2 separate regions of the Mus musculus genome follow, and region 1 is linked to region 2. A link is a loop called in an ENCODE intact Hi-C map of the cell type or tissue named here. Cell type or tissue: left cerebral cortex. All regions are shown on one strand. Links, peaks and the distances in the headings refer to the core of each region. The heading gives the core; the rest is flanking DNA. Region 1 holds the start of Gm11267 (a long non-coding RNA gene). Region 2 overlaps Gm11266 (predicted gene 11266).

Region 1 (16,075 bases), core at 8,100-10,599, 52 kb before region 2:
GGGCTCCTAAGCTCACTGGAAGATGTTGTCTCCCCAACCGTTCCTCCATGATCAAACTCCCCCCCCCATACTTTTTTTGTTGTTATTTCTCTTAGACAGTTCTTGTTCTTCCTAATATAAATTCAGACTTTATCAACAGAGGATGCATGTGCAAAAGGCAGGAGTGTCTGCAGACAGCATGCCTGGGATTATTATATTCTTCCATTTAGCGGCAGCCCCCCTGAAGGACTTCAGATCACATGGAATGGCTCTCAAAAGAGGGCGTGGTGAAGCCTCAAGGAGAGATGTCTGTCCCAGAACATTTGTAACCGGACACCTCACCACTTAGAGCAGCAGCTGAACTTAAGCCTCCTCTAGACAAACTTATTTTTAAAATCAAAATAAATAAGACAATTCCCCCTCCCCTCCCATCCTTATCTGTACTGCTTCTTTGTCCCTGTGTCTGTCTACTCTAATTTCCCACCCCCCATCTCAGCAATGTTCTCAGGGAGCAAGCGTTGCCATGGTCTGAGCTTCTCATAACTGGGGGAATTGAAGCAACTGTTCCTTCCACTTGCAGCCAACTTGGAGAGACGTGGAGGGGAGCAGAAAGGAAAGTCATAGCAGAAGAAGGAAACTTTGTTTTGAACCTCTGGACCTTGGAGAGTATAACTCAATTTCAGCTTCACAAGCTTGCTCCTCAGCTGGCAGGTCCCATCAGCCCGCTTGACACCGTGGCTATTATTCCACCTCATCTTATTCATTTTTCCAGTGACATTGACTGAGTCCTTTCTGTGTAGTAAGCACTACTCTTGGCACTGAGGATGAAATCACCAACTTAATTTCTTTCTCCAAAATATAAGTATTTCCATGGAGGGGCCAGCCCAGTGAATAAGTACTTGCAATCATGAATGAGTTATATGGGAACATACAGAAAGACAACCTAAGACTGTGTATAAGTTATTTATTGCTGCATAACAAATTGCTCCAGACGTGGCAGTTTAAAACAACAAATTCTGATTATCTCATGCAGTGTCTAGGGGTCAGGGGCTTACTGGATAGCTTTGGCTCACAGTCAATCATGAGCTTGTTGTCAAGATGTCACTTGGGACTACAGTCATCCACAGGCTTCACTAAGATACAGAAGAAAATCCCCCAGTGAGGTCACTCACGAGACTTCTGACCTTAGTTCTATATCACATGGTCCCCTCCTTTGAGCTGATCACAAGAAGGTAACCACTCTTTCTTTCTCCTAGCATGCAATTTAAGAGCAAGCCAGGCAGATGTCAAGGTGTCTCTGTGACCTAACCTTATTATTCTCTTGTTATCACTTTTGCCATATTCTATTGGTCATAATGCAACCATTGAACAAGGCATCTACACAGAAGAATGTAAAAGCTAGGAAGAGGGCTTATCAGGGACCATCACGAAAGTTTGTCACCAGTCAGACTAGGAAGATTTGTCAGACCTCCATCCTCCCCCAGTAGAAGCCAAGATTGCAATGAGGAAGAGAACTAACTCCTTTCTATGGTTCATGCAAATTCCTGTCAGCTCGCCAACCTTCTAACAAGGAGTGGGGTCTCTCCCACCACAATCTCTTTCTTTTTCTGGATGCCTAAGGTGGCCAAATGTCCCTTTGTTAGCCTCAATCAGTCTGAAAGGCAACCATTTTCTTAGTCGGGGAACCTGATATGAGAATATGCTAAACTCTGGCTAACCCATCCCAAAGAGCTTTATTTGAATTTTACCAAGAATTCTATAGCATAGCAGACTGTAGAGGCCCTGTGATAGCTAATCTTGGTTGTCAACTTGATTGGATCCGGAATCAACTAAAATACCAGCTGCTGGGCTCTCCAAGAGTGGGGGATTTTCTTGATCAGATTATCGGAAGCAGGAAAGCTAGTAAGCAACATTTAAACCATAGCTTGTGGTGTTTCCTGTCTCTAACCGTAGAATTGATCCCTAGGAAGAAAGAGCCCTGTGTTGCTGAAGTTTCAGTCTGGGCTGGAGTTAAAGTAGATGGGGCAGATTCTGGTGTCACTGCAACCCCCAGTGTGCAAGTAAGCCCTGGCTGCTTACAGAACTCCTGGGCTCAGTTGTTTCTGTCTCCAGGCAGGGAGTACCTAGCTCTGGGCTGAAACTGGATTGCTGTAACTTCTAAGAATGGATTGCCATATCAACCAGGAAACTGGCCAACTAGCTGTGAGACATAGCCGTTGTTGAAATTGTAGATGATAACAAAACTATCCTAAAAAGCAAGATAATGAATATTCAAAACTCGCTTGATAGTTGTTTGAGTTTTCAGGTTATTTGCCTCTGTTGGCTGTAGTGACCCCACGGTTTCAGCAGCCTAAAGCCTAAAGCTGTCAAATGCAGCAGCATGTGCTGTGTTTCCGCACACATCTTCCTTGAACTTGAACCACACCGGCAAGTGTTGTGGGACAGACAGTAAGTAGTGTTCAAGCAGCTTGCCTTGGTGTCTGTGAACTCGTGCATGCTGTGTGTTTGTTGCAGACAGACACACTGAGGACTGCTGATCCCCTCCTAGAGTCTACCTCTGTTCTTCTCTCCAGGGCTCTTGAGAATTTTATTCTACTCTCTCTACTAATAAAATACCTACTTGTTTTATGTTGAACATGTGACCATCCAAATTAAAGGCTTCTTTTAAAAATGAGGTTTCTAAATTTCCTATTAATAAAATTAATAAATTATGACCAAGAAAAGTGAATGTAAGTAACTATGGAACAGCATCAAGGAGCCAATCTTCCAATTAGAGTTTGGGAACTTTGTTCCTTCTTTTATCTACCTTATCTATTATGGTCCTTGAAACTTGGATGTGATAGCTAGGCATGTAGCTGCCCACACTGAACTATGGAGAAGGAACTTATAGTCTATGAATAGTGAATGGAAATTTAAGCAGAGGGGAAAAAAATCAGTTATGCTTAACGCCGAAAAGGTAAAACTGGCTGAAACCGCTACAGTTTAGAAAGAGAAGGAAGATAACTGGATTCCGATTCTGAAGGTCTTTAGAGCTTGATATCGACTCCAAACGATCTTTTCATTCCAAACTCATGAGACTTTGATACAGTGGCTTACTATTTTGGATCTATGGAAAATTCCACCCCTCTTTTTGGCCAACTGAATCTTTAAAATGATTCAAGGGTTAATATGGTCGCCTCTTCCTTGAGCAACACTAAAACTATGTGGTCTACAAGAGCATCCCCAAAGTAAAGCTTCTACAGGTCCATGTTCTACAAGTTAATGTTTTCTTGTGCAGATATACTTACATCACGGGCTTTATGGAATGTTTGACATCCTAATGTCATCCCTGGGTATGAAGTTTTCTATACAGTCATCTGTTACTCCCATCTTAAAAGACACTAAACTCTTTTTTCTGTTTACATGTCTATATTGATTGTGATTAGTGTTGTTCTTGGGGAGGGAGACTAAGCACATACACATGTGTTTTCTTCCCAGTGTTTCTGTTGCTCATTAAGTTCTGAGTTCACACGTCTCTCATCACACATCAGTTGTATAATATTCTGAGTAATCAGTTAACAGGAGGCAACAATCTCATCTGGATTCTATTGTTGACTCAGATGGAGGTTGAAACTGTTGTCCTACTGTTATCTGTTTATAAAAAAGTGTGATACAGTTACATGTCAGATATTATACTAGGAGGAAAAAAATTAAATTTTACAACTAAAACATGAGGCAAAAGTTTTTGTTGCAATCCAGAAAATTTAATTCTAGTAAAACAGAAAATAAATACATTAAGAGGATACTTGAGAGTCCGTAGGTCCATCTTCTACCCAGATATATCAACCAAGAAATTTTAGAGGCTTAAAAGAATGTTTCTCATGCAAGATCATTTGGTGTTAGAGGGAAAAGATGTGAGGTCGTGCTTCACGAACACCTTGAGGAAGTCAGCTGGCACGGGCAAGGTGTTCTCACATGATTATCAGGACCTCCTCTAGCCTCAACATTCTGTAAGCACACAGGGCTAACGGGTAGATGAAGACGCTGGCTTACCTTAGTAATTCCTCAGACAGAGACATATATTCAGTGGCAAACAGAGAGGACAGGCACTGGCTTTTAAAGATGTTATGCCTCACTGATCTGAGAAACCCTTTTTGTTGGAATGAGGAGGCCCCGCCTTGTGGAAGAAACTCTTTTGTCTATTGTTCTACATGGCAGCCAGGGCCACCACGTAGAAGGTTTCTGGACCTTACCATTTTAGCCACTTCTAACTTGAAGAGGGGAACCAAAGGCCTTCCCTGGAGAATGTGTGGTCTTCAAAGCCCACCTCTTACTGATAATCTTGGGCTAAAGCTTATTGCTGTGGTGACCACGCTTATAGATTCCCTGGCTGTACAATTCTGCCACAAGCCTGATAGACTTCTAATCGATTTGCTTGCAGTCTGCTTCTTCCTGGTTAAAACTCTCCAGTATGAGTCATGTTTTCTTTCCGTCCTCACCCCTGCTCCATTTCCTCATTGCCTTGGGGGCCATCTAGCTTAGACTGAGAGGAGCTTCACTCCTGATATGATCTTATATGCAAAGCTGAGTCTCATTCAATCATATTCCTTACTATCTGGGTTTTAGAAGCAGTCAAATCTCCCAGCTTTTCAACACCTCTCGTTTCTGGTGTTCAGTTTTATTTTTGCTTGAAAAGAAGCCAGCTCTTGCCTCAGTTCATCTGCCCTTTTGTGAATTGCCACCAGCGTTCTGGTTTCTAACCCTTTCCCCTAGAGCTAAGGAACCAGCATGCACCTGGTCTATCTTCTTAAGTGTATCAAGGGGCAACATCATCAAAGGATTATGCCACTGCCTAACTTATCTTCATCTTCCCAGCCTCCAAAGTCCATTCCACCGCTGTTCCTGCCCTTGTCGCTGAACCATGCTATATACATTTTGAGTTTGTGATATGGCAATATTCCAGCTAGAGTTGGGGCAACTTTAGCTGCTACGAAGATAAACTCTGAAATCTCAACAGCATAATACCACAGGCTTATTTCTTAGTCCCTGAAATCTGATTAGTGAAGAGGCTCAGCTCCCTGCAGCCATCGAGGAACTAGGCTGATGAAAGCCATGCCATCCTCACCATGTGACTTCTAGCTTATACTGCAGTACCAGTCAGCTCATAGATGGAGGGGAAGAGATTATACGCTGGCTGCTGAGAGGTTTCCAAGGCTTAAACTTGGAAGTAGAATATGTTCCTTTGACCTATGACCTACTAAATAGCTTTCAGTAGAAGACAGAAGAATCAGTGTCCAAGAATAAAAGTATAGCTGGGTCCAAGAGGAAAAGAAAAATGATTGAGAAATGTTGAGTCTCATTTCTTAAATTTTCTGAATCTTCATCGTTGATAAAATACATTCTAAATTTTCCTGTGATAATTACAAATGGTTTTTATCTAAAGGGATTCATGATCTTGGTCCATCTATTTACAATGTTCGTCCTTAGGTGTTCCTTTTCTCTTAGGCTCACAGGCTGGAATAAGCCTCATGGAAACCTGTGGTTATCTCATTGCTTGGTAGAAATTTCCTTCTGAGACTGAATAGTGACATCTATTTGACAGAGAGATTTGCCTTTGTAATAAGACACTTTAGGTGACACTGAAATTACATGACAGTTTTAAAAGACAGCCAGCTATTACAAGGCAAAATGTTGAATCCTTTCCTCTCTGGAGGACAGGTCCTTTTATTGGTTTCATACTAATAAGAAAAAGTGTGATATGCAGAAAGCTGCCTACAATTTTGTTCTTATGTAGATGAGGTTAAAGAGTATGTGTCCAAGGCAATCTTTAGAAGGAGGGTGGGATGGGAAAGGGGAGGAGAGGGAAGAGAAGAGGGCAGAGCTATGGAGGAGGAAAAGAGGGAGGAGGAAGGGGAGAGAGAAGGGGATTTCTCTTTCTGGTCCAACTTAGATTTAGGTTAATTCTTTGAATTCTAAATGAGCCTACAATTTACAAAGTAGGGATGTTAGGCCTTCTCTCTCTCTCTCTCTCTCTCTCTCTCTCTCTCTCTCTCACACACACACACACACACACACACACACACACACAGTGCCCTACATCTTCCATCACTGGGAGCACTGCCACCTGGCAGGGGTAACGTTCACTGCCTGAAGAGGCTGGCTGGAAACCATCGCCTAGTTCTTAAAGAAACAAGGCTGTATTTTTAACAGAGCTTATCTCCCCTGCCCGAGAAGAGGGGCACCCTGTCTGCATTATATCATGGCCACAGATGCTGGGATCCCCAGAATGTACATCTGGGTGATTCCACACCTCCATTAAAAAGAGGACCTCAGACACGTGTATAAGAAAAAGACAAAGGGAATAATTCTGCTCAATGTAGAAATGGTCAGTCGATATACACCTCCTAAACAGTGCTAAGTAAGACAGAAGCTGTTACTTACAATGCTCCTGTCCAGACTGGGCTCCAGAGTCTTTCTGGCCTTAGCAATGTCTTTTGTTTAGGCACTGAAAAACTGTAAGTTGATAACCTTTTCTTATGGATGACATAAAGAATAACACAAAATGGAAGGGGAAAAGGAAGGGAAAAATAAAGGAAGGAAGGAAGGAAGGAAGGAAGGAAGGAAGGAAGGAAGGAAGGGATTTTCTAGCACGTTTTTGGCATCTAATGTTTTGTTCCAAGACTAATGTGCCATGCCATCTGCCAAGTTACCATGTCTTTATTAGGTTGCTATGGTATGTAAAGAGAAAAATGCTTTGTAAAGGGTCCGAGTGGTGTTTTTTTAGTTCCCTCTTCAACTTAATAAGCTTTTTTTTAAAAGGTGATAAAATTTTGTTAAAAATATTGCAACAATGCTACCCACTAATATTAGCACTGTATTTTACTTTATGGTTTTAATTTTTTTGGACCTAAAAATAATTCTGAGGTTTAGAATATTTTAGATTTGTAAGCTAGCAAATTAAAAAAAAACCCTCTATTATATCCTCAGAACTAGAGGGGGAGAAAGGGGCCCTTCTCACTCTCTTTGGATTGTGCGTGAACTGGGAATTCAGGACAGGAGCTCGGTGAAGGGAGATGTGGCACTTGTGAGCTTTTTTGACAGAAACTAATGATTGTCTCCTTGTGGTTTACTCATCTGACTATTTGACCTCTGCCTCTCTAACTGGGGCCTGAGGTAGCAAGTGGATCCAGCTTCATCCTGGTTGTAAATGTCCTTAAGGAGAGGGTATGTATGGTTTTATGCTTCTCTTCCTCTGCCTCTAAGCTTTCAAGTTTTATTTCTTCTCTGTATCTTACAAATGAAAATTTAAGGCTATGTCCAATGGCACATGCATATGTACATACACATACTTGAGAGAAACAGCAATGATCTGCAGTGTGTGTGTGTGTGTGTGTGTGTGTGTGTGTGTGTGAGAGAGAGAGAGAGAGAGAGAGAGAGAGACCTTCTATGTGAGAAGCCAAAGCCATCAACTGTCATCTCTGTTATTCACTGTCATACTTGCTTGATATAGGGTCTTTCATTGAACCTGGAACTAGGCTGGTAGACAGTAAGTACCAATGAGCCTTCCTTCTCTGCCCCTGACCGCACTGGGTTCCAGGTGCAGACAGCCACACCTGTCTTTGTATGTAGGGACTAGTGTCTGAGCCCCAGGCTGCCATGCCTGTGCAGCTGCAGCCACTGTCCTTGCTCACTGAGCCATCCCGCCAGCCTCAATAGACAGTTTTGACAGCACTTTGGAATTCATTGTAGCCAGAGGGTGGGAGAAAAGTTCTCTGGTCCACCTGTTCACTCTTATCAATGGGTAAAGACTACGAAAGATTTTTCTGGAAAAGAATTTCTATGATCCATGACCTAATACTCTCATTACAAACCTTAAAATGTCATCTTCCCTAGATAATTAAAATGATATGATACTGAACACTTCTGGAATGCTCAAATTATTTCTTGTCAATGCAAACCAGTATTTCTGGGTTCTGTTCAGATCTGCCGTGGGGAAGTCCCATTCCTAAGAACAACCAAGGGGATATAGAATACAGAACTACCAAGGGCATCTTGACCCCATAGGAAGAACAACAATATCAACTAACCAGACCCCCACCCCAGAGCTCCCAGGGACTAAACCACCAACCAAAAAGTATACATGGCTGGGTATACTGAAGTCTGTGGCTGCAGCTCCATATATAGCAGAGGATTGCCTTATCTGGCATCAAGGAAAGGGAGGGTCTTAGTCCTGTGGAGGCTTGATGCCCCAGCGTAGGGTGATGCTAGAGGGATGAGGCGGGAGTGGGTGGGAGGGTGAGTGGAGGAGCACCCTCTTAAGAGGCAAAGGGGAGGAGGGGGGATGTGGTGGGGGGTTTGCAGAGGGGAGACCGGGAAGGAGGACAACATTTGACATGTAAATAAATAAAGTAACAAAAAAAATACAGAATTATCAAAGTGAGCCAGAAGATATTTATTAAGTGTCTACTTATAGAGTGAAAACTGTCCTAGGAAATGAGAAGGTGGCTTGAGAAAGATAGATAACCATCCCAAGAATCTTGTAGCTACCAAGTCAGTTAGGACACCGGTCTTGGTAAAGGCAGAAGAGTAGGATGCCAGAGAATCGAGGCTAGATGCGGAGGCACATGTCTTTAATACCAGGACTCAGGGAGGCAAAGGCAGGCACGTCTCTGTGCATTCGAGAACAGCCAGCCTGGCCCCACCTTCTCAAAAAAAAAAAAAGCCAGAGAATGGAAACAAGGCCTCACGAGGATACAATGTCACAAATCCAGGGTCTGTGCAGCAAGACAAGACCCTGTTGCAAAATGGTGCTGGTGGAAGAGAGATGGGTAGAAATCAAAGCTAATTAATTTATTATATCCTACAACTGAATGTCCTCCAAGTTGATAACAACAGAATTTTGACTAGAAATTACCCTTTTGAATTAATTTGATCCAGTGACTCTTCTGATAAAACCTTGGAATTCCTGTTCAAATGTCTTAGCACCCAGTTGACCACTTGCTTTTGGAAGATTGGTCCTCTCAGTGGAATCCACCCGCACAACATTCTCTCCTTGCTTAGAGGAGCTTAGGAAAGCATTCCTGGTTACCAGGGCAAAACATTGGAGAGAAAGGAAGTGAGGCTTCGGTTGAAGGTTGGCCTCTTTGCAGATGGCTTCCTAGAGAGGCTTCTGCCAAGCCTGTGCCTCCTCCTAACTCCAGTCACAGAGAGAGCATCAGTGATTTGCTCTCCCAGGATCTGGTTTCAATGGGCAACATCTCATTAACCAGACCAGCAGATGTCAGTCCTGACCCACTTTTCCTCAGGTTTGAATCAGTACCGCTCCAGCTGGTTTGCTGTCTCTGTCTTATTTCTTCTTCCTGAGGTGGAGGGCCCCTGGCTTGCTTTGCTTTGCTAATATTTGCCTTATTCGGTAGTCATTATGTGATAAGCAGGCTGTTTGCTTTAGGTTTGCCTTGGTGTGTCTCCTAGTGACTTTTATTCGTAGCTGGTAGCTTAACCCAAGTTACAGTTGTGAGCTGCTTGTTACTGAGTGTGCATAGGACACTTTGAACAGACCTGCTGCCTCAAAAATCCAAACCCAGGTCAAAATAAATGACTAAAATGAATAAATAATCAATCAATCTGAAGAACACACATAGCTTGTAACCTCAGTTTCATTTTAAAAATATCAGTGTGAACAGACTAAGGTTTACAAGCCCACCAGCAAAAATGCATATATTTTTTCTGTACATTTTTTTTCTGTACATTTGTTGAGCATGTATCTTATCCTGAACAAAAACATCTTGCATGTTATGTGGACGAATTAAGTCGTTAGTCAGCAGTACAAATGGAACTACTTTAAGGAAACAACATACATAACACAATTTTACAGTATATTCTATCTCCAAGATGCTGCTTACTGTCACGGCACACTTTCGATTGCAACTTTGAACTTGGAGATGAGTTTGTGAAGGAAGATGTGTGTGTGTGTGTGTGTGAGTGTGTGTGTCTGTGTGTCTGTGTGTCTGTGTGTGTGTCTGTGTGTGTGTGCTGCTCTCTGGACAAGGCATTGTTTGTAAGGACTGATTAGCTGCTGTGTGTGCCGAAGTCAACTGTCTTAGATTCCATACACAAGACAAGAGAACTGAAACACTGCAAAGAGGCCAGACACAAAAGAACACCAGGCAATATTATGTCACTTACGTTACAGGGTAAATGTTTATTTACCGAGTTGATTAGCTTAACCAACAAGAATTTCTTGATTTATTAAGAATAGCAATACAACCTGTAATATAGAGGTAATTTTAAAAATCCCACTAAAGATTGTAACACTCGGTGCCTTTTCAGGGCAATCCCTCTGGTAAGCAAACATATAATGTTGCTTTTACTTCACTTGAATGTAACTTGTGAGTTACATAAAAATCTAATCTAAGTGAACTGATTTTAATACACTTTTGAAGGCACAGTGAGGAAATAAATCATTGTTTATAATTCTTTTAATATTAAATATCAAAGTTATTTGAAAATTTGTATTTCAAGTTGTTATTTTAATTACTTCAAAATTCTTTGCCTTTTTTATTAGTAAAGAGACCAAATGTGTTGACAGCTGACAAAAACAGTTCATTCTCTCTCTCTTTCTCTCTCTCTCCATAAACACACACACACACACACAAATATATATATATATATATATATATATATATATGGAATATCTTCTTAAATTACATTTAGGATTTCTCTGTTAGTGTCGATTGCAAAATTAAAAGCAAAGCAAATGTGCTTTGTAAAGATTTATTATCCTGGCCTGTAAAATCATTTCCTGGTTCACTCTCCAGCATTCTAGATGGCTGCTTTTCAGTGAAATCATATAATGTGAGCCTTAATAACCAGGTGCCCATGCTAAAGTTCTATCATCCACACTCCAAAAAGTGAAATTAATTCCAATAATATATTTCCCAAAACCATTTTGTCATGCAGTCAATATTTTTAAAATTGCACATGCCTTTCTCTCTGTGAGAATTCATGCCTACAAATCCCCCATCACTTTGCGCTTACCGCCCTTCTCTATCCATACTTCCGGGGTATGGGTTAGAGGCCACCACCTCAGATACTGAAGGTAAAGGTGACTAAACCCTTCTCTGAAGACCTGGGGAGCGTCCCTGGTGAGCCGGTGGCCATGGAGAAGATTCATGACTGTTCTGTTAGTGGAGGAAACTCCTCCGCTGCACCGGAACCCTTTGTTCATGCTCTATTTTGTCTCTAACACGGGCCTTGCACTGTGAAACCCCACAGGTCTTTCGCAAGCTGTCCGACCCTCTGCCTGTCATGGCTACACAGCTGAATTTGCTGAGGGAGTTACTGGAGAGCACGACCTAGAGCGGTTTGAAGCTACCTAACCCGGAGCCCACACGAGTCTTATAGATCTATTTGAGACAAGAAAAGAATGCGTGTCTGTGGACTTTTGGGTTGTCTAGTGTGTAATCCTGAACTGTAACCCTGGGATTCCAGAAAGAATGTCAATTCTATGCTTAGGTTTTCTGGGAGCAACTAATTTTTGACAGAGCTCATCTGATTTTTGTATTGAATAGGCCTCCAGCTTTTTAGACAAATGTCTGGCCTGGACTTTAGAAACCAGGGCCTCCCTAGAGAAGGTTTTCTGTTATTGCTCGTGCGAGTTTGTCCAGGCCAGAGCGACTGCTCAGGGAGACTTTGCAGAGCAGCGTAGGGATTGCCTGGAAGTGGTAAGTAAAGAAGAGGCAAGCCAGGGAGTAAACTGCAAATGTTTCTGGGAGAAAACATAGACTAGCTATTCTGAAAGTGTATTCCTCTATTTCAGGTACCAAGTTTCTGCACCATTAGTCAAGAGATCATTTAAACTAGAAAGTGGAGAATAATTTGCAAAATTCAGATAAGTGGACACTTTTTCTTTTATTAGCTCTCTCTATTTTTACCACACTCAGTATCCCTTATCAAAAATAAGTAGTAGCCATTGGTCCTCGATGTTTTTGGTCACGCAACTCCTAATGGAATGAGAAATTTTTGTATTAGGTGAGCGCCTTGTGCCCAACATGTATTAAATTAGTGGAAGTCATTACTAGAAAGTCTTGGCTGCTCCTGAGCCATCCAGGGCACAGAAGAGAAGGAGATGAAGGGATGGCACTGACACTTCCTTCTCGGCCCCTCTCCTGTTCTGTCTTGTTTGTTCTAATAGTCAGGGCCTGCCTTTTCTTGCAGCCCTCTGCATGAAATCATTTTTCTATCTTATTAGCATACCTTAATTAATAGAAGTATGTTTGTGCATCTCCTAGGTCAGATCAACTCCCCGGGTAAAGGTTTTGGAGGCTGTCACTAACTGTCTGGTTACTTCTCTATTAACTTGAAGAAGAATCTTATTTTAAAAAAAGTATCAATAATTATGACTTGGTATGATCTTGAATACAAATTTGTTTTTTTTTTTTTTTTAATTGGTCCTGGACTCCTCTTGTTCGTTTCTCGGGAAAAGGCTTGTGAAGAATTTCTCAAATTTAGGGATTCTTTTTTGAAGTCTAATTTTACTTATTTGCCTATTTTTGAACTCCTAAAGAAATGCAACATATTGGCTATCCTCACATTTTTGGAAGCAAGAGCTCTGAACTGTTTTCTCCAAAGTTGGCCCTCATTAATCCTTCTTACTCTCAGCCACTGCTTAATATTTCCACAAAGCAGTTCAAGGTGAGTTGTCTGCCAGTGGGAGACAGTTAGTGTGGCACATCTGCTTGTGCCACCATTGTTGCTTGATTTAGCCAAAGATTTATTTAGAAAAAACAAATATAATATAGCAGGAACAGTCACAGTTGCCAACCGTGACGGCAGTGCTGTTAAGGTGACATTTTGGTAACAGAGACTTTGATACTATTAGTTTATGTTATGTTGCTATTATTATTATTATTATTATTATTTATATTATTATTATTTTATTTTATTTTTTTATATTATTAGTTTATTTTATATTCCTGCTTTGATCTCAAATCAGTGGGCCTTTTTATTTAAAAAGAAAGAGAACGAGACTTCGATATAAAGTAGGAGAGGGGTGACTGCAAATAGTTTGCTGTACAGAATTCAGGTCTCCCTATCTTTGTATGCACGAGTGGCAAGGCTTCATCAGGACATCATACCCCACCTAACTGGAATTAAAATTACATCCGCTTCTTGTTACGTACAGCAGCCAGAACAAGTGTCTTCCAAAATCTTCTCGTCCCCTGCCTCCATGGGTCATTGCTCTTCTTTCTCTGTCCGCCAACAGCTCACCATACCAGAGGCCCCTCAGATTCCGCAGCGGAGAATGACACCGGGTCACAGTCAGACTCCTGTGACAATGACATTTTCTGGGAGAGTTCTGCACAGCTGTGTCACTATTAACTTTTAATGAACATCCTTTCTTCCTTTGAATTTTGGCGAGTTAAATGGACATGCCATTTTTACTTTCATCCCTACTTTATGTGACACACTATATAGTAATTATGGGTGCTAAGGTAGTTTGGGATGCCTAACTTGGGTGTTCCAAAACTAATAGCATAATTTTGCCCATAGTTACACACAAATGTAATATAAGATTTTTTTTTAAAGTCTGGGGCTGAAAATACATTTTAACTTATAATACACCAAAAGGCAAAGAGATGTATCTAGGCCTGAATTTGGGCCCCACTGTTCATTTCAGGGACCGCGGCTCTATGGAGAACTCAATGGAAGGCGTGCCCAATGGTTCCTGGGACAATGAGTGGAACAGAGGCTCCGTGGCGGTCATTTTGGAGCATTATTCATTCCTGGTCTCCACAATAGCTGGAATCTGATAATTTAGCATTAAGCCTCTTTTCAACTATATGGAACTGTAATAAGGTGATTTAGCCAATGTGCCTGTCCATTGTCCCAGAGATTCTGTGATCTATTATGCTGCAATGTGTAAAAAGAAAGGAAAAAAAAAAAAGAAAAGAAGAAAAAGAAAATGAAAGAAAGAAAAATCTAGGGGTAAACATAAACCAATTAATTACCAGAAACATTAGAAGATGCTTTGAGAGAGCTGTTATTTATTGGCATTTTTTTATGAATCAATATAGATATAAGAATTGACTGCCAAAGCCTCTGGGTACACTCACATAATGAAAGTCCAATTAATATCCCCAAGCACAGTGCACGGCCGGCATCAGGGAGCTGCAAGGACAGTCACTGGCTTCTGCAGCCAACATTGACAGCTGCAGGGCCCTGATAGAAAACAGCCTCAAAGGCCCAATCCCCTCCCCCAGCCCAGCCTCAACTGCACGGGAGCTTCATATCTTGCCTGTACTGAAGCAAGGGCTGCAGGAACAGATGGGACACCAGAAGCAACCCGTGGCTATTTGTGATGTCACCAAATGAAGCATTCTGGGGTGCTGTTGGGTGGCAAAAAAAATCAAAAGGAAGGATGAGGGAGCATCGTTAGGAAAACTAGGTGACAAGGTAAGACAAGGTGACAAGGTGACAAGGTAACAAGGTAAGACAGTAGGTTAGCAAACCTTCCGTCAGGCGCTAAAAAGAGGCCATGCAACCTTCCATCCAGATGTGCTTACATTTCCACTTATTTTGTGTGGATTAAGAAGGAGATTGACTTGATCATTCCATAAAAATGATTTACCTAAATAAGAGATAGAAGAGATTTACCTAAAATAGCCAATTCTTATAGTGACTGAATAGGACAGACGGTGGAAACAAAACATAATTTTCTTCGTCTTCAAATAGGCCATTGATGATATAATTATACTCTTAGTGAGCAAAACCTCCAAGGAGACATGTGGTATTAAATTCCCTGTAAATTCTAGGAAAGTCATTTTCAAGAAATGATGTTATTATGCGGAAGTGGGAGATACTCAAGGCAGCTTGGAGCCTTGCTTAGGGTCAGTGATAGAAGTCAGAGGTGAGGTTCCATTCTTATCCTTCCAAGATTTCTGAAGGCTAGAGAATCCATTTGAGGAAATCATGGAAATAATATGTGTCTATTTGGTTTTGAGTTAATAATTATTGCCTTCTACACATCTTTCCTCAATTACAGGGTCCCACATCTTTTATGGGGGCACTTCTCATATGCTGCATTTGTTCTAACCTATGTTTCCTCTCTCTAGAGTGGAGAGCTCTTTCATTGTTGTATCTTTACTACCTAGCATAATACCTGGAAAGCAGTAGCCATCAGTAATGTCTATTTAAGTAGGATAGATAGATAGATAGATAGATAGATAGATAGATAGATAGATAGATAGATAGACAGCTGGATGCATGGATGGATGCACAGATGGATGCATGCATGGATGGATGGATGCATGGATGGATGGATGCATGGATGGATGGATGCATGGATGGATAGCAAAAGCCTTATTTTAGCTACCTGTATAATTTAGCAATCATCAGCTTAACTTAAAATTTTTCCTTGGCTTTTGAGAAGCAGAATATATTGAGTTTAACTATTTCTGCATTTAATTTGGCAAAAATACTCTAGTTGTTACTAATAAGAAGCAAAAAGAATGATAAGTAACTCTGATAAATGAAGGAGAATTATAATTAGGTAAAAGCTAATGGGGAGGTGAAAAGGCACTCACTGAACATGTTTATTCATTTATTTTGTTATCAGTTCTTAGGAATTTCTTCTGCAGACAACATGGTAACACCCATCCTGAATTTCTCTAAGCAAAGAAGAGTCCTCCTGGTAGATAAGTTTGTTTCAATGCTTCAGTAACATTTGTGGGTGGCTTCCAAATTAGTACCACTTCACCAAATAGGAACTAGGCCACTAGATGTGTTCTGTGTGTACTAAATGTGAAGAAGGTTATCAGTGGGATTTGGCTTTTGTAACGGGGAGAATTGAAAACCCTGGAGAAATAACACAGAATTCTTGCAGATATTTTCAAGATAGGGCAGTGTCTCCAGTGGTCTGGGGAGGGTGATGCTAAGAACCTACTTTGGGAGCAGGGTCAAAAAGGCTTGATGAACAAAGCTGAGGGGATAGATGTGTAAGTAGAAAGCAGATGTGGAAACATTATAAAGCAGACCCCAGATGGTGAAATGCATCCCTGTAAACCACATCTGGGCTGGAGCATCTTAGAGATGCTCCAGGAGTGTGCTGGAGGTGTGT
Region 2 (16,075 bases), core at 6,826-9,325:
ATGGTTGGACCCACAGTGGGCTTGGTCTTCCCACATCAATAAGCTTAATTAAGGTAATCCTCTGTACTAACCCAATGTACACCATCCCTTATTGGAACTGTATTCCCGTGCGATTAGAGTTTATGTCAAATTGACAGTTAGAGCTAAACATAACACTTAACCCTTTATCAGCTTGACACACAAACATACCGCTTTTAAGCCAAAGTGTTCCACTCACCCCCAAAGTCTCACTGAGGGTCTGAGGGAAGAGTTCAGTTGACAAAGTACTGCCATGAATGCCTGGGGACCTAATCTGGATTCCCAGTACCTACATAAAGGTCTCCTGTGCTGATGTGTCTTTAATCTTGGTGCTGGGAGTAAGGGGAGAGACGGGAGGATCCCCAGAATCCCCTGGGCAGCCACTGTAGACCATGCATGAGCTCTCTATTTAGTATGAGCCACTGTCTCAAAAATAAGGTGAAGAGAGATTGAGGAAGACGCCTGACCTCTGGCCTGTACATATACATGTGTCTACACACAAACATGGATATGCATACCCTACACACAGAGATTAAAAATTAATCCAATTTTAAAAAAAAGAAACGATAAAATGATACTTGTAAGGTTCTTAGAGCTGAACTCTAAAACAAACAAATAAACAAACAAAAAACCCAAAACCCAAACAATAACAACAACAGCCTGGGCCACATTAGTTCATCTAAAAGAATCATATCTGTGGTTTTCCTTCCATCCCTGGCAAAATTCTGGGTTCTATAAATTCTTTCCCAGTGATTATTAGGGATGGAAAATCTTAATGCAGTTAGAACAAAAAATTCAATGCAATATCCCAAGGTCACTGTAGCCCCCAGCCATGTTTTATTTGGGCTCCCATAATCTTAATATACACATCACTTGCATTTCATATCATTTGTCACTAGACTAGTTCCATGATGTCCAGAGGCCTAGTCACATATGAAAAGACAAGATCCCTGTTGGAAATTAAGAATTTGAAGCTGGAGAGAGCAGCACATCAAGACAAACATGGACCGCTTCTAAGTCATGGATCTTGTGTGACTGCTTATGTTGCACACCCATAAAGCCAGCTCTCGTGCCAAAATTTAAAAATAAAAGACTCTCACACTGGAAAATCTGTTGACATGGGATCTGTATCTCCAAATGGATGCACATAATTGGCTCCTGCCACATACCAACTTGCTTTAGTTTGATGGAACTGCCACAATCAAATGCCACAAAATCTAGCAGTTTAAACAAAGGCAATCACCTCACAGTTGGAGTCTCACATCTGAGACCAAGGTTATCAGCAGGGTTGAGGATCTTTCCTTGGTTTATATCGGGCCTCTGATCCTTGCATCTGGTTCCTTGTCCTTGTATCTTTATATGGTCTCGCTCTATACACATTTCTGTCAACCTTTCATCTGTTCCAGGCCAGTTACCCTAGATTAAGGCTTACCTCACTGAGACACAATTATGTCTCTAAAGAACCTGTCACGTGGGCCTGATGACATGGCTCAGCAGGTGCTTGTTGCCAAAACTGATCATCAAAACTGATCATCGTCTAAATTTGATCCCTGGAACCCAAAAAGTGGAAGGCCAACTCCTACAAGTTGTCCTCTGGCCTCCATAAGTGCATACACACAACAAATAAACAAGTAATCAATGAACGGAGTTTTTAAAAAAATGAACCTATCTCCAAATACAACCACACTCTGAGGTACAAGGGATTAGAACGGTAAGGTGAATTTTGGAAGCACGCATTTTAGCCCATAACACAGTTGTTTCCTTTAATGGGGGACACAGTACTCCAAGTCACTGCCATTAGCCACCTGGTAAAGCCTTCTCACCCAGAGTCTTCCCTTTGTGAGGCAGGAGTCAGTTACACAAAGCATCTCATCTGCATGCTTTGTGTAACATTCTTTTTCCTGGCTTACCTCTCTCAGAGGGAGACCGGCTCCTCCAGACCCCATCTCATACGGGACAACAACTGCACCCTTTCTCTTCATAGCTACAGAACTAAGGCTGCTGCTCAAGTATTCTTTACGGGGCAATCATGAGATCCCTAGTAGTGATGATAATAATAATAAACTGTGCCCATTGCACAGAGATAACAGTTGAAAGGCAGTGCAGAAGGAAGGGGCCGCCTGGAGGCATAACCGACTGCTCACGTCAGAGACAAGACATACAGGTTTGAGGAGTGGAAAACTCTCAGTGGCGCCATAATTCTTCCCCGGGGCTGATCACCTGACTAGATGAGGAATAGCTGTAATTGTTGATGGCAACTCAGTCTGGTCTTCATACCTATTTGCAGAAAAATGTTAGCCAGATTATAGCTGAAAACCCTGCTAATTCTGGAGAAGTTTTTGGTCTAGTGCCTAGAACAATTAAAGCATGTATTCACACCTACCACATGCGACACTGAGCAGAATTTCCAGCACAACACTTAGTACTTTATTTTTAAAAGAAATAGCAGAGACTGAGTGGTGCTCGCTCACTCTCCAGCTTCCTAGCTGGGTTTTCACTTGAGACTGGAGGGTGAGGGGCTTCTGAGCTGAAAAGAGATATATTTTTTGCGCTTTTAGAAAATCTTTGCTCAGAATCAGGAAACTTTGGATGCTAAAATGTGCCTGCACCTGCAAAGAAATTAACAAATTCCATTTGCAGGGCTCCGAGAAAAGATGGCTCAGTGTACCAGTTATTCAACCCTGGAGCTTAAGGGAGCCCTTGAACATCTTATTCAAAACTCTTTACTTTTAAGAGAAGGAATAAGGGGTTCTGAAATTTTAAATGGTTCCCCTCAAACCAGATCATCACCCACAAGGCAGAATTATTGTTTGCAGACCAACCAAAAGGGTTTGCTTTTAAACAAGCTTTGTCCTGCTAGCCTAAATTTTATGCAAAGAAAACCAAATAAAATACAGTAGCCCGCATGCAGCACACAGCTCTCTCTAGAGCAGTCTCTACTTGGACTGCAGAATTGAGAAAGGAAGGTCAAATTCCACTCCAAGGTGCTTAGCAAACAAAAGAAACTTTTCTGTGGTTGGTTTAGGAAGCTCCTGGCTGCTGGTCTCCACACAGCTCTCTGGAATCCGATATGAATCTAACACCAGAGGGCGCAGTATCCTTTGTCCTGGTGTCCTTCAGAGCCTTGAGACAGGCTCTGAAGCCTTGCTGGTCTTAAGAAACTCGATTTTCCTCTACTTACACATTTCTTGGAACCAGCTGAATCCCCAGGCTTCTTCATCTCATCTCCTTCCTTCCTAGAGGCCACCAGATTCTCCAAACAGTCTTGTGTGCATGCTGCAGGCTTTAGCAGGAAGGACTAGCGGCCTTCCCATGGCTGTGTCTCTGCTAAGCCTAGGAGACCCTACCAGTGGCCTATTGTCACTTCTCATCATGATCCAAAAGAAAGATGCAAAGCAAAAAAAATTTTTAAATCAGGACAAAATGAGCATCACGTGAGAAAAGGCACATATTCATTCTTTCTACTCACAAAAGAAACGTAATAAATGAAAGAATTGTTCCTGGGAAACTGTTACCCTCTTACAGGCATGTGTCCCCAACAGTCTGTGACTAGCTTTTGGTAGTAAATACTTACCAAAGGGACAGGCCTAAGCATCTGGGGGGTGGGGGACACACCTCTGCTACTCTCGGTCACCCACTCAATACAGTGTACCTATATCTCTCTGTGCCCTAACCAACTTCAGCAGGAAGAAATCTACTCCACACATGCTAACGTCTTCCCATATGAGATACCCTGCACTCCTGTTCCCACAGATAAATGAGCATCTCCTGTAACCACCAACCACCAAAAGCACAGCCTTCTGCAAAGTCCCCAAATTTGCTGTATGTGGCAGCTCAACCTTTAACCTCAGCACTCAGGAGGCAGAGACAAGCAGATCTCTGTGAGTCTGAGCCCAGTCTGGTCTGAATAGCCAGTTCTAAGAGAGAGACAGCTCCCCCTAAAACAAAAACAAAAACACAATTTTCCATTGTTCCATCTGCATAGAGGATCCTAAAGACATCTTAGAAAAAAAGCAATTACATTTATAGAAAGAGGATTTAAATTTGCACAGCCCCTTTTCTTATCTCTCATTGAAGTCTCCCAACAACTCTAAGAGATAGTCAAGGAAAGCCATAGCTTAATGGGCATTCCCCAGCCCTGGCTACCACAGGATGGAGGCAGCCTTAGGGTCTTGGTCATGAAGCTTGGAGAGGAACAGTTTATACAATTACAAGGCCTAGGACGTATACAATTATTACAGATAATTAATATGGTCTCAGTGTCTGAAAACATGTAGCAATTTTGGCTCCTGAACAGGACAGAAAGAAAAAAAGAAAGAAAGAAAACAAAAAGCTGCTATCAACTCTCGTCTTGTAACTTTTTTGATCACAATGTTTCACTCACAAATTTCACATACATCTTATTAGTTCACAGAGAGCAATGGGAAGGGCTGAGCCTGGAGACAGGCAGCCATGTTGTGTTTACTTGAGAGCATTTCTCTTCGACTCATAGAAAGATGATAGCATTTGTCAGGTATATACTCGGCCACTGAGATGAAAACTATAGGTGGTATTTTGGGAGGAAGAGTGAAGCTGAAGGCTTTCACTTTCAGTTTATGTTTTTATATTACTTGAAGAAATTTGATTTATGCCTGTCTTCCTATTATATCTTTTACATTTTGCTGGGGCTAATGAGACTCGTCAGAGCTGCTAGGAAGATGACTTATGTAACATGTCTAGATGGCACGTGCTCTGGCACACAGTTGATACCCACTAAACAGTAGCTCATTGTCAGCTTCTGTACCTCCTTCAAATTGAGCAAATGAACTCCAAACTCAAGATGTTCTGAGGCTGCTCCAGGCCCTGCTCTCAGCTCCTCCCACATCCTTGGGTCAAATCTGCCCCCTACCCCTCCCCCCCACCCCCACCCCCCCCCGTGCCTCAGTTTCTTCAAAATGACAATACAGAGTTGGGTTTAGAAAACTGTGCGGAAGCCAAGATGATCTGTTCCTCACCCAAAATTTCCTGAGATGCTGTCTACAATTTAGCCACACTTTGCAGGAGGATTGCCTCTCAAGCTTGGGCTTAGCAGATAGAATGCTTCCTAGGAGAAACTGCCCTGCAGGCTGTGCCGAGAGGGGCCAATCAGAGACAAAGGAGCAGTCTCCAGGACAAGTACAGAATGTTAGGGAGCTGATGACTTCTGAGCCTTGGACCTTAAACAAGTCATCATCTTTGAGGGGAGGTGGGAAAGGCCTTCGGATGTTTCATGGGTGCAGCTATCCACACAAACCATCTCCAGAGATGAAGAATGCCCTCAGTGGAACAGAAGGGGCATAACTGAAGGTTGGGTCATCCAGGGAAAAGTGACAGCTAGCACCTCAATTCCCTAGGGTGAATCCTGTCTTAGGATCCAGGACTGAACCCAGCAGACCTTCCCTAATCAAACGCTCCCCTCTGGCTTTAAACAAAACAAAAGGAACCTACTGCTCATAAGAGATGAGCTAAACGCCTCTCAAATTTCTTCCACTGGACCCCTTTATCTGAACAAGCACACGGGGGATAGGTGGCTAAGGATAAACCAGACTCTTACCTTGCTTCCCTTTAACAACTGGTCTTCAGGGACCCATCTGCATGTGTACTACACATGGTTTCTAAAATCGAACAGAGGTCTGGGATCCAGCTGAGACACTCTGCTCTCCTCTAGAAAGAAGAATTTCTAGGTCTCTGCCTTTGGACTTTAGGGGGCTGAAGGCAGGTAGCCTGATCATTGGGAAGGTTGTGACTTTCTTTTTGCCTGCCCGGGTCGTTTGCCTTCCTCCTATTTAAAGCAGCACCGCCTGTCACGGCAGCTTGGTGCCAATATTTGTGGGCAGATTTTCTGACATTGTAAGGAGGGGTGTTTATAGCAGATGGGAAGCCCTTTCCCAAGGCCATTGGGCAGAGTAGAAATCAGTTTCACCCACACCCAAAAGGAACCCTTAATCCCCAGTCACAGTCAGCACCAAAAACACAATCTCAATCTCTCTCTCTCTCTCTCTCTCTCTCTCTCTCTCTCTCTCTCTCTCTCTCTCTGTGTGTGTGTGTGTGTGTGTGTGTGTGTGTGTGTGTGTGTGTGTGTGAAGGAAGGAAGGAAGGAAGGAAGAAAGGAAGGAAGGAAGGAAGGAAGGAAGGAAGGAGAGAGAGTTCCCTGTCTTTGAATTATGTGGGCAATGCCTGTTAGAATTGCATCTTCCTCTAAAGTCCCTACTACCAGCATTACTTGCAGCTCTTAGGGCATCTAGAATAACGGTAGCACAGTATACCGACACCTGGAAGACCCTTTTAATGAGACCTTGAGATAGGGAGAAGATTTGCACCAAGGAGTAGGCAGGTATAAACAGCTCCTGCTGGTCTCCAGAGGCAAAAGCCAATAAATAAATACCGCTCCAACCAGCACATTCTGACAACGCCTGTTCCATGTAATTCTGTACTTTTAGAGAACCGCCAATGGTTTTACGTTACAAGTCTTTTTCAAAGGCATCCCCGAGTCTGACCCACTTGTTAAAAAAACGTCTCCGTTCTTGGTTTTCTACATGGTTCTTTTCTGTACCCACTTTGTATCTTCAGTAAGCAGCATTGTTTATTATCCTTGTGTCTGTGAGCCCCCTCCCCACCCCCATTGAACTGAAATAAAGCAGGGGCTTCGGAGCGGAGCGCTGAAAATTATTCCAGGCTTCTCGGCTGAAGAGGGTCTCTTGGCAGTCCAGAGACCCGCTTGGAGAGAGCCCACCCGCAAGTGTGCGCTCGAAAAGTTTGTAAGAGTTTTTGCCAAGGCACCCGAGAGGTCCGGGAAGCCCAAAACTCTGGCTGGTGACCCAGCATGGAAAGATGTAAACAGAGAAGGGAAGTGTCAGGAAGGACGGGGAGACAAGCTACTTGCGGGCAGATCAAGCGAATATTGCCAGGATGATTAACTGCGGGTGGGGAACCTGCGGTGCGCAAAACAGATCGGAGACATCTTCTAGTTCCGTGGCTCAATCTCCTCCACCATTCCTGTGCGATGAAGTCTCACTAATAATTTCTCTCCATTCCACGTAGTCCTATAGTCTTCACTGTAAAAAGGAGCGCTCTCAACAATTTAAGGCTTATCCGCTTTCTTCCCCCCAGTTTCCTAATATCTATTCCCATTTCGTTTGCAGCCAAATAAATAGTGACCGTGGGGGATAAAAAAACGCATGGCCTTAGAAAACTAAATGCGCCGCGTTCCCCAAGTTGCTTATCTCCTCTGATCCTCTGATGAGACCCTTGGTACGGCAATTCCAAATATTGGTGCTCCCCAAGCTCAGTGGGGTTCGCTGCCAAAAAAAAAAAAAAGCCACACACATACAAACAAAAACAAAAATAAACAACTAGCAACCCGCATCAGAAACTCTCAATGGAAAAGCCTGAGCCCCAGGTGCCTCCAGCAGCTTCCCGCAGTTTGGCTGCCTGGAAGCCTGGAAAATGTGCGCCAGAGCCGGGCTGCGCCCAGCACTTTCCAAGTGAAACTTCAGTCCCAATGGTCTTTCCCACAGGTTCTAGGACACATGAGCCTGCCTGTCCCCAGCTTCTAAAAATCCTCCCCACGGGCTCATCAGGTCCTGGTAAGTGAACTGCTCTTCGGCGGCTGCTGGATTAAGAATGTGTGTCTGCTCCTTGAGGCAATGACTTTCTTCCAGCAAAGTGGCCTAGAAGCTGCCGGTAGCCCCCAGGCTGTGGCAGGAGAGCATCCGTCGCCTGCTCCTCGGAGAAGTTGAGTGAATTTCCGCATAGGGAGAAACGTTAAGGGTTGGAGTGTACCGTGGGGGGCGGGAGCATAGCAAGTTGCCCCCGGCTCTTTGTTTTTGAGAGTCCCCTCGCGCTCTGGTCTCAAGAATCTTCCACACTGCTTCATAGTGAATCATAGAGAATCGCGCCGAGATTCGGCTGCATGGGGCTGTCTTTAGCTTCTGCAGACCGAGGCCGAGGAGCTAGTGCAGTTCCCGGGCATCGCCAGACTCTGTTACTACTGCCGCTCGCCCTTCGGCTGAAGTCCCTTCTCTGAACACCCCCAGAACAGTTCCAGCTCTCCCCAAAACTGTGTAAGGAGAGGAGGATCAGATTTATAGACTGCAGTGTACCCCAACAGGTAGTTTCACCTGGCCTGGTTTAAATATTAAAGTCTGGGCCTTGCGTGGGCATCGCGAAACTGGCCCAAGACACAGACTTTTAGTCGGGGACGAAAACGGCGATGTGCGAGTTACTTAAGATAATCATGTTTTCTCTTCAGTCTTCAACTTATCCCCAAACATCGAAAGAGCTGATCCGTTAGGAACGAGGCTCAGCGAGCCTAAATAGCTGGCTTCCAGCTGCAAGCCCACAGGCAATTTGATTTACCTCCCACCCCCAGAGAGTTACTAAAGAACCCTACTCCCGCTTTAGAGAGATGGGTTCCTTTGGGAAGATCCTTCCTCAAAATGCCCTAGCCTTGGACAAGGAGGGTGAGCTGCGCTGGCTTGGAACAGAATTGCAGTCCCGGTTCTGTTGGTGCGCTGAACAGTGAGGGAGAGCGATGTGCCAGGGCGAGCATGGAACCCGCGAGCCTCGCGTGCACTGCGATTCATGACTCCTTATGGAAGCTCAGGGAGAAGTTGGTGGCCCGCTTGTACAATCTGGGGCCAGCATAGTCCTCTTCTCCAGGGAGTGCTAGCCGAAATTCTTCCCCTGGGGCCATTGATGCACGTGGTGCGCAATGACCCGACGCAAAGTCAGGAAACCGCTAGCAATGGCCCAAAGATTCCCGCGTGTGCCACCCTCGAAGGGTGGAGGAGACCGGGGACTGGGCCCCTCGGGAGGGACGATCTAAAACTGTCTTGGGAGACAGGCTTTCCCCTGCTCCTTCTCTGAGCCCTTGCTTAGTGGTACCTTTTGCCATCTCAGCCAGGAATCCTGGTCTTACCCTACCTCTCTCTTTAGGAACCAGTTCAGGCTCCCCACTGTCACCAGCCCCTACGTCAAGAGCTGTGGGCAGATGTGACCTTGGGCTCTTTGATTTTTAAGGGTATCAAGGTCTGGCCCTGTTTCCAGTGTTCCAAAAAATCTCTCTCTCCCTTCTTCCCAGCTTCACATCCTATCTAGAGACTGTGGCAAATTCAAAGCCTCTGTCACTGGACAAGCTATCTAAACTTGCAGTTTTCTGGTACCTTGACCCCTTAAAGTTGGCCTCAGCTAGCTCTGACAGGGAGAGTAAAGTAGCCACCCTTACCCCCTTCTCCTATTCTCCTCTCACCCACCAGCCACCTTCACCTTTCCCCAGTCCAAACCTTGCCGGCAGAAGAGCAGGAGTCTCTGAAAGGCACAGACTGGTTCTGGCTGTCTAGGAAGTTCTTTTCTTCGCTGGCCCCTCTGTGAGGCCCTTGCATTCTGCCCTCTCCACCCCCATCTCGCTTATAGCAGGGACCCTTGGACTTGTAGGTTGGGTTTCAAATTTATTTTGCCTTGCTTTAATTTTGTTTAAGGTTCCACCCTGCTGAGCCTGGAGTACAGCTTCCCAGTTTTCCAGTCAGGAGCTTGGAAGATAGACTCTTGGAGCAGGGCATGTTGTCCCTCCATGGAGACCTGGGAAATCCCTGACTAGCTCCCTGGCCTAGCTTCATCTTCCTGGGGTACCCCACTTTTTTACACACACACACACACACACAGAGCTCGGAGCTATGCACAAGGCAGACATGAGTATTTAGGAGGTAGACAACACACCATGTTCTATCACTGTCTCGAGCACTTGGCACACAGGAGAACTGGAGGTGAACAAGTTCACTCCCTTGGGGTTGCCCAACCCAGCTATCTGAACCTAAATAAGTGACTTTGAACAGATAAGACCTCAACTCACTTGATTGGTGACTTAATGTGTTATTTTGTCTAGGACTGGTGAAGTTTAATATTTGAGGGGTCCAAATTTACTACCCTGAGGTAGTAAACTTCCAAGCCAAGAAGCCCAGGGGAAAGTACCAGAGAAACTAGATCTCTTGTGGGCTTCTGGGATGCCTGTGGGGAATGGAATGAAATCTACCCAAGTCTGCATGGCTTCCTACTCTTGGGTCCAAGGACCCTGGGCTGGCTTTCCTAAACACCAGGACATTATTGGAAGGGAAATAGAACTTGGTCATGGCACCCACTTAGCCTTGATTCTCCCACATGGCAGACAGACTCCTATCCTCAGTCACAGAAGATGTCTGGACAGAATCACATCCTGGGGACAAATGTGTTGCTGGGTGGATTAGTGTCTGGGGTAGCAGAATTAGTTTTCTATTTTTGTTCAGGGTTAGATGGCTGCCTGTCAACTATGTGATAGTGAATTTGAAACTATATGGACTCGCAGAGAACCAGTGGCTATTATTCCCACCCCATTTTGCAGGCTCTCTTTCTAACTTGCATGCCTTTAGCTACGGGCTTCCAGCTGGGCTCTGAACTGCAAACTTTGCACAAGCCTGATTCAAATGCAGACTGCCAGGAACTTACCTCACACCCACTCCTTTAGCAGGTGAGAGTTCCAACACTAAGGCCAAGCCAGGACTGTTGGTCAACATTGCAGCCAAAACCCTTTTAGAGAAAGCTCCATTGTAGGTTACATGGTGGAGTGGTTTTCTGGACCCTCAAAACAAAACAGGTAACTTCTGCTCTAGCTTTGCAATAAGCCTTTCCAAGGGAGGGCATTAAGAAGAGAAAAATTGAGGTACCTGGGCTATCCTCAAGTTTGAAGGGTCCATAGACCTTGTCTCTTAAGTCCCCAACTCTCCTAAGATGGGAGGAAGGAACACCTAGCCCTTGTAGGGCAAACCTCTGCCTCCAAATCCACAGGCAGAAGCCAGCACTTCTAGGAAGATGTTAAGGCAGGTAAAGGAAAGAAAGATTGATTAAAAAATTTTCTAAAAGCTGACTGGATCCCTCAAGGGAGAACCAGAGAGGAAGACTGAGAGCACAGGGGGCGGAGACTTGGTCATCTTTTGCAGACCCTATCTCCTCTATACTCAAACCTGTTTGAATTATTGTCAGACAGGGCAGGGGTCTACAGTTCTTTCCAGTGGGGAGTCAGACATGAGGGGTGTCTATTTCTCTATTAAAGGTAGCCCTCCATTGAGTTTGGTTTCTTTGCTTTTCAATGAGTCAGTCACCTCTGGCCTGTGTGTTGATGGTTAGAGCTGCCAGGCCAGAGAGAGACTCAAGGCAGACTTTCAGAACCCCTAGAGGTGGTCTGCTTAACATCTGGGGGCTTGGAAAGAGGAAGCTGGGCTGAGAGGGTGCCCAGCAACCTCTCCCTTCAAAGCCCATACTCTGCTCAGTGAGGTCCTTCCATGTGTACCTCTAACCCTCAGGCCTGGATTAAGAGGGAAAGGGAGCAAGAGATGGTTGTGGTTTTCAGTTTATGCTTGTGTATAGGGTGCTCCTGTTTTTGTCTCCCCCTTCATCCCCTCATGTCCTAGCAACCATGGAGGGGGGAGGCTTAGTGGGTACCAAGAAATTGACCAACTTATTCTTGTTAATCCGGCATAAAATAGCACAAACACTGACTCTCCATTAAAAATAGGATCAAAAAAGAAGAAGAAGAAGAAGAAGAAGGAGGAGGAGGAGGAGGAGGAGGAGGAGGAGGAGGAGGAGGCAAGGAAGGAAGGAAAGAAGGAAGGAAGGAAGGAAGGAAGGAAGGAAGGAAGGGAGGAAGGGAGGGAGGGAGGGAGGAAGGAAAACAGAAAACTAGAACTATTTGGGTAGGAACTGTGTGGGAATGAGAAATGGGTGTGCTTGCTGATCCTGTCCCTTTAAGAAAAATCCATAAAGGTTTTCCATCAGCCCAGTGTCTGGGAAAGAAGCAAACTAACTGCTTGGAACAAAAGAGACAAAGAGGCCAAACAACAAAACAAACAAACAATCCCCTCCCCCCTCTGAGACGACAATAGACTAGACGCAGCAAGCAAGCACAGCTAAGGCCTGGCCGGCTGCTCCTGTCCACCTGCCAAGTCTCCCCATTTGGCTAGAGACCTTCTCTCTCACCCCACTCCCACCCTACCACCCCCTCCCAAATCCCTTTCTCTCTTTCTCTGTGTGACTCTGTGTCTCTCTTGGGGTCTGGCTGTGTGTGTGTCTCATTTTTCTTTCACTGTATTTCACTGTCTCAGACTCTCTCTCTCTCTCTCTCTCTCTCTCTCTCTCTCTCTCTCTCACACACACACACACACACACACACACACACACACACACACACACACTAACACCTCTGGCATGTATTTATCTGTCTGTTTCCTAGACCATCTCAGCAGCTCTGTCTTAAGTGTCCCCCTCACTCCCCAGACCCCGTGCCTTGCCCAGGCATCCCTTTTGTGTTGTCTTTGCAGCAGTCTCTGCCAGGAGGACCAAGGTCCATTTGCACTTCAATTTCAGCCTTCCCCTCCTGTTCGGCTCTTTGCTCCTTTTCTGTAAGGCTCTGGCATGCTCCCTCCCCGCCCCAGCAGCCCTTTCTTCGGAGCTTGGCACCGCTTGGGACTCTCATGCATGCCTGCCTTCTCTTTCTCTCACCCCCCCCCCCCTTCTCCTCTGCAGCAGGCCCCCTCCCCTTTGCCCCCAAATCCAGTCCTTTTCTTTTTCTTCCCCCCTCCCCTTCAAACTTTCATAAAATACTGTAAACAACTTTGCCTGGGGATTGCTTTTCTTTGTAGGGTGAATAGAAAGCTTTGGAGAGGGAGACATGGAAAAAGGAAAGAGCGGACAGAGGCAAGTACAGTCGGCAGCAGAGGCCGTGTCGTGGAACCAGCTCCCAGCCAACAGCCTCGGCCCCTTTCAGGCTTTCTTTCAAATAACCCCTTTTGTGCCAGAATGCCTCCTGAGGCATCTGTGTCTGCTCAGGAAGGCCTGGCCCAGGCCTGCATCCCTTCTTCAAACGGCAGTAGGGGTGAGACCAGGCACCCACACCCACAGGAAGGGTTGCTATTGATTTAGTCACAGGCCTGCCACCCTCAACCCCTCATGGGCATGGGAGGTAAGGGGTACCCCGGCAATGGCAGCTTAGGCTTCAGTTCCTTCTTGAGAGTTGTTTAGAACAGAGACTGTAAAAAGAATGCTTTCCCAAGGACTAGAGAAGGAACATAATCGTCTAGAGAATGAAGATGTGGTCTTAAGCAGAGAGAGTATAGATGTGTGGGGCGTGGGGGGTGGGGCACTTGACTGTTGGAAGATGTGTAAGGCAGGGCTTGCACAGTCAGGAAGAACATGGCCAGGAAAGTGCTCGCTCTACCCCATACCACACGTGCACTGTGAGGTCAGGGCACAGAACCAGGGAAACTTGTTTCCCCTGGCCCCAGCCACTCCTTTTCTTCTCTTAATTTTAGTAACAGACAGACAAGGACATAGATGGGACCCTCCTAAAGGGGGAGAAATCGCTGAGTGTTAAAACCAGAAGCAGCAAAACATATTCTTGCTGTTTGGTTGCTTGGCGATGGGGGCAGTATGAAGAAATGCTGATGGTATCAGAAAGTAGGGCTGGATTAGCCTAAGCTCAGTAACAGCGCTCTGACAGAGCCTGCACAAAACCCAGGCACTGAAACGATTGTTTAGAAACATATACACCTGTGTACAGATATACTTATGTAAATGTATGTGTATTTATTTGGTGGCGGGGTTTTTTTTTTTGGGGGGGGGAGTCAGAAGAGAAGGGAGGGGTGTGACTGGCAGCTTCTTGATCAGGCAAGTGTAGGAAGGCTGATGTGCCTCCCCCATGTTGATTTTATAAAGACGAGAGTTTTTTCATACATGAATACACCACACACAAGCCTGGCATATGCTTAGGCCTCATGAGCAAGTCTGATTTTCATGTCCTAAGGGAAACCTCACTGCCGTCTGACTCAGTGACTGAACCCTGTGGGCCATCCAGCAGTCTACTCTGTCTGTGCCCAAGTGCCATCTTGAGGTCATGTGTTCTTCCCTAGAATCATTAGACTGGATTCTCTCCTCTCCGGGGTCTTTCCTTTCTAAAGTTAAGAGGGAGATCCTTATCCAGCCCTCTGCGCATGCTTCCACCATCTCCAGAGATCTGCTCTTGGAAGCATGCTCAACAGAGTCCTTTGGCCAGAAAGCCTAAGGAGAGGAGAGAGAGAGAGAGAGAGAGGATAGTATGTTCTAATGAACTCTTGCGCTGGGCCCAGAACAGTCCCAATTGGGAATACTGTTTTCTTGGTATTTTGACCTTGTGTCAAAATGACTGATTCCTCCCCCTCCCGGGAAGTCACTTCCTAGCCAGCAATGACTCTGGAGCTGTTCTGGGCTCCACACATCAGTGCATCTGGAAGCACTCACGGGCAGAGGCCTTCTGGCTGACTGAGGCAGGGAGTCCTCCTTAGGCCTGGGAGCTCCAGGGGAGCCTCTGACTTCCAGGCTGGAGGAAGAATCACACTGAAAACCTCCCCACCTCCAACTTCCTTTCTCCATGGTCTTATTGTGTGCTCTGCTGACCCTCCATGTCCACACTTCCTGGCTTCCTGTGTGGGTTTCCTGTCTGATCACAACCTCAGCAGCCATGGAGAGGGAGAGGATGACAGAGATGCCGGCAGAGTGGAGGATCCCTCAGCTCCTTTCCCAAAGCTCTCAACCGCATGCTCTTGCTTCTCTGTCCTCAGATTCTCAAAGACTTAGGGTGTAGCTGGGAGAACTTGCTTGTGTTTTTCCCCATTTGGGCATTCTGACATGCGTGTACCACCTTTCTGTAAACTACAAGTACACTTGTCTATTCTTCCTGGAAAGACTTCCACATGCAGACTTCAGCTGCCATGCACCAAGCATCCCCGAGGTGTCAAAAACCTGTGCAATCAATCAAGCATAGGCTTTTTAGTTCCCCAGTTCTGACAGATGGGAGTGCTGGTAGTCACTTAGTCCTTTAGAGCTCTTTGCCTGAGATGGGAAAGACCATAGAGTGTGACATTGGGTGCTAAGAGCCTCTGAAGTCCCCCCAAACCCGCCATTGTATTCTTTTGGGCTCCTATTTAAGAAGAAATCTGAGATTCTGTTTTCTTATTTTCTTGTTGACTTATGTTCTTTATCTACTACATGGTTTCATGCTGTACGGTGGCAGAAAGGCATTTGTTAATTCAATGAGTTCAGTGGGTTAAGACCCTCCCCAGGCAATCAGTAAGCTTGCCACTATCTGTAACTCTGGTCCCAGGGAATATGACACCCTCTTCTGGTCTCCAAGAACACTGCTCACACACAGCACACATACATACATGCGGGCAAAATACTAATACATATAAAAGTAATAAATAAATCTTACAAACAAAATAAAAGCACTGTCTGGGCTTCCCTTCAATGTAATTAAATCAGAATTTCTAGGAATGTGGATATGTATGTATATATATATATATATGTATATATATATACATATATATATATGTATATATATGTATATATATTCCTCTAAACTTTTTGAGGGTTGGTTAGATGTACTGATTTATAGGCCGGGAAACAAGTATATTAGAGTTCACAATGCTTTCTCCTTTATGAAGTACGTGATGAGTTCATTCCTACCACAGGACATGGTTCTCTGGAGACAGAAAAATTCAGCTGATAGATTCTGCACTGTTCACGTGTGAGACTTTAGAAGCGAATGCTAACCTGCAAATGTAAGAACACAACCTCTGTGAAGTATGTTGGGTATGGGTCTGTAAACTGAACCTAGAGTTCCAATTCAGGTGCCATACCTAACTTGAGTTGTGACCTTGGACAAATCACTTGACATTTTGGGTCTCAGATTTTTTTTTCCAGTGTAAAAAGAAATATCTGCTGTGAGGACTCTGTAATCTGTCCTGCTGTGCTCCAGCCTTAGCTCAATTTGCTAAATTCTTGGAAACCCAGACGCTTAGCTAGGCAATTACCAAATATTTTTGGAGGCTGGCTCACTTCTTCATGCACGGTACTGACATCTACTCTTCGGCTGCTCTACTGAATCCCTTTCCCAGACCCTAAGTATCAGAGTGATGATTTTTAAATAATTCTGGGCTCCCTTAATTCTCTTTCCCAGTCCCTTGCAAATGAGCAGATG

The links. A loop is a pair of places that touch in the nucleus more often than their neighbours do. Peaks named below come from ENCODE experiments on the same cell type or tissue, not always from the same donor. Only the 100,000 strongest peaks of a DNase experiment are listed, where the experiment ranks them.
Region 1: a loop joins it to region 2, with 12 times the contacts of the local background. A loop is called at or near these places in 3 of 42 quality-filtered maps.

What each region holds. Positions count from the first base shown.
Region 1 is chr4:82,582,863-82,598,937 of GRCm38, reverse strand. It overlaps Gm11267 (a long non-coding RNA gene), which reads left to right and starts at 10,674. Exons shown (of 2, transcript XR_003955228.1): 1 at 10,674-11,681; 2 at 11,777-16,075. In left cerebral cortex, for the core only: a CTCF peak has its summit at 9,224 (motif pointing right); a DNase peak (open chromatin) is centred at 9,238.
Region 2 is chr4:82,529,347-82,545,421 of GRCm38, reverse strand. The region is part of intron 1 of Gm11266 (predicted gene 11266); the gene reads right to left. Among named protein-coding and RNA genes, the nearest start is that of Gm11266, 29 kb to the right of the region's middle. In left cerebral cortex, for the core only: no CTCF peak of the experiment used is centred there; DNase peaks (open chromatin) are centred at 6,886, 7,904, 8,459 and 9,325; H3K4me3 peaks cover 2,204 bases; H3K27ac peaks cover 2,500 bases.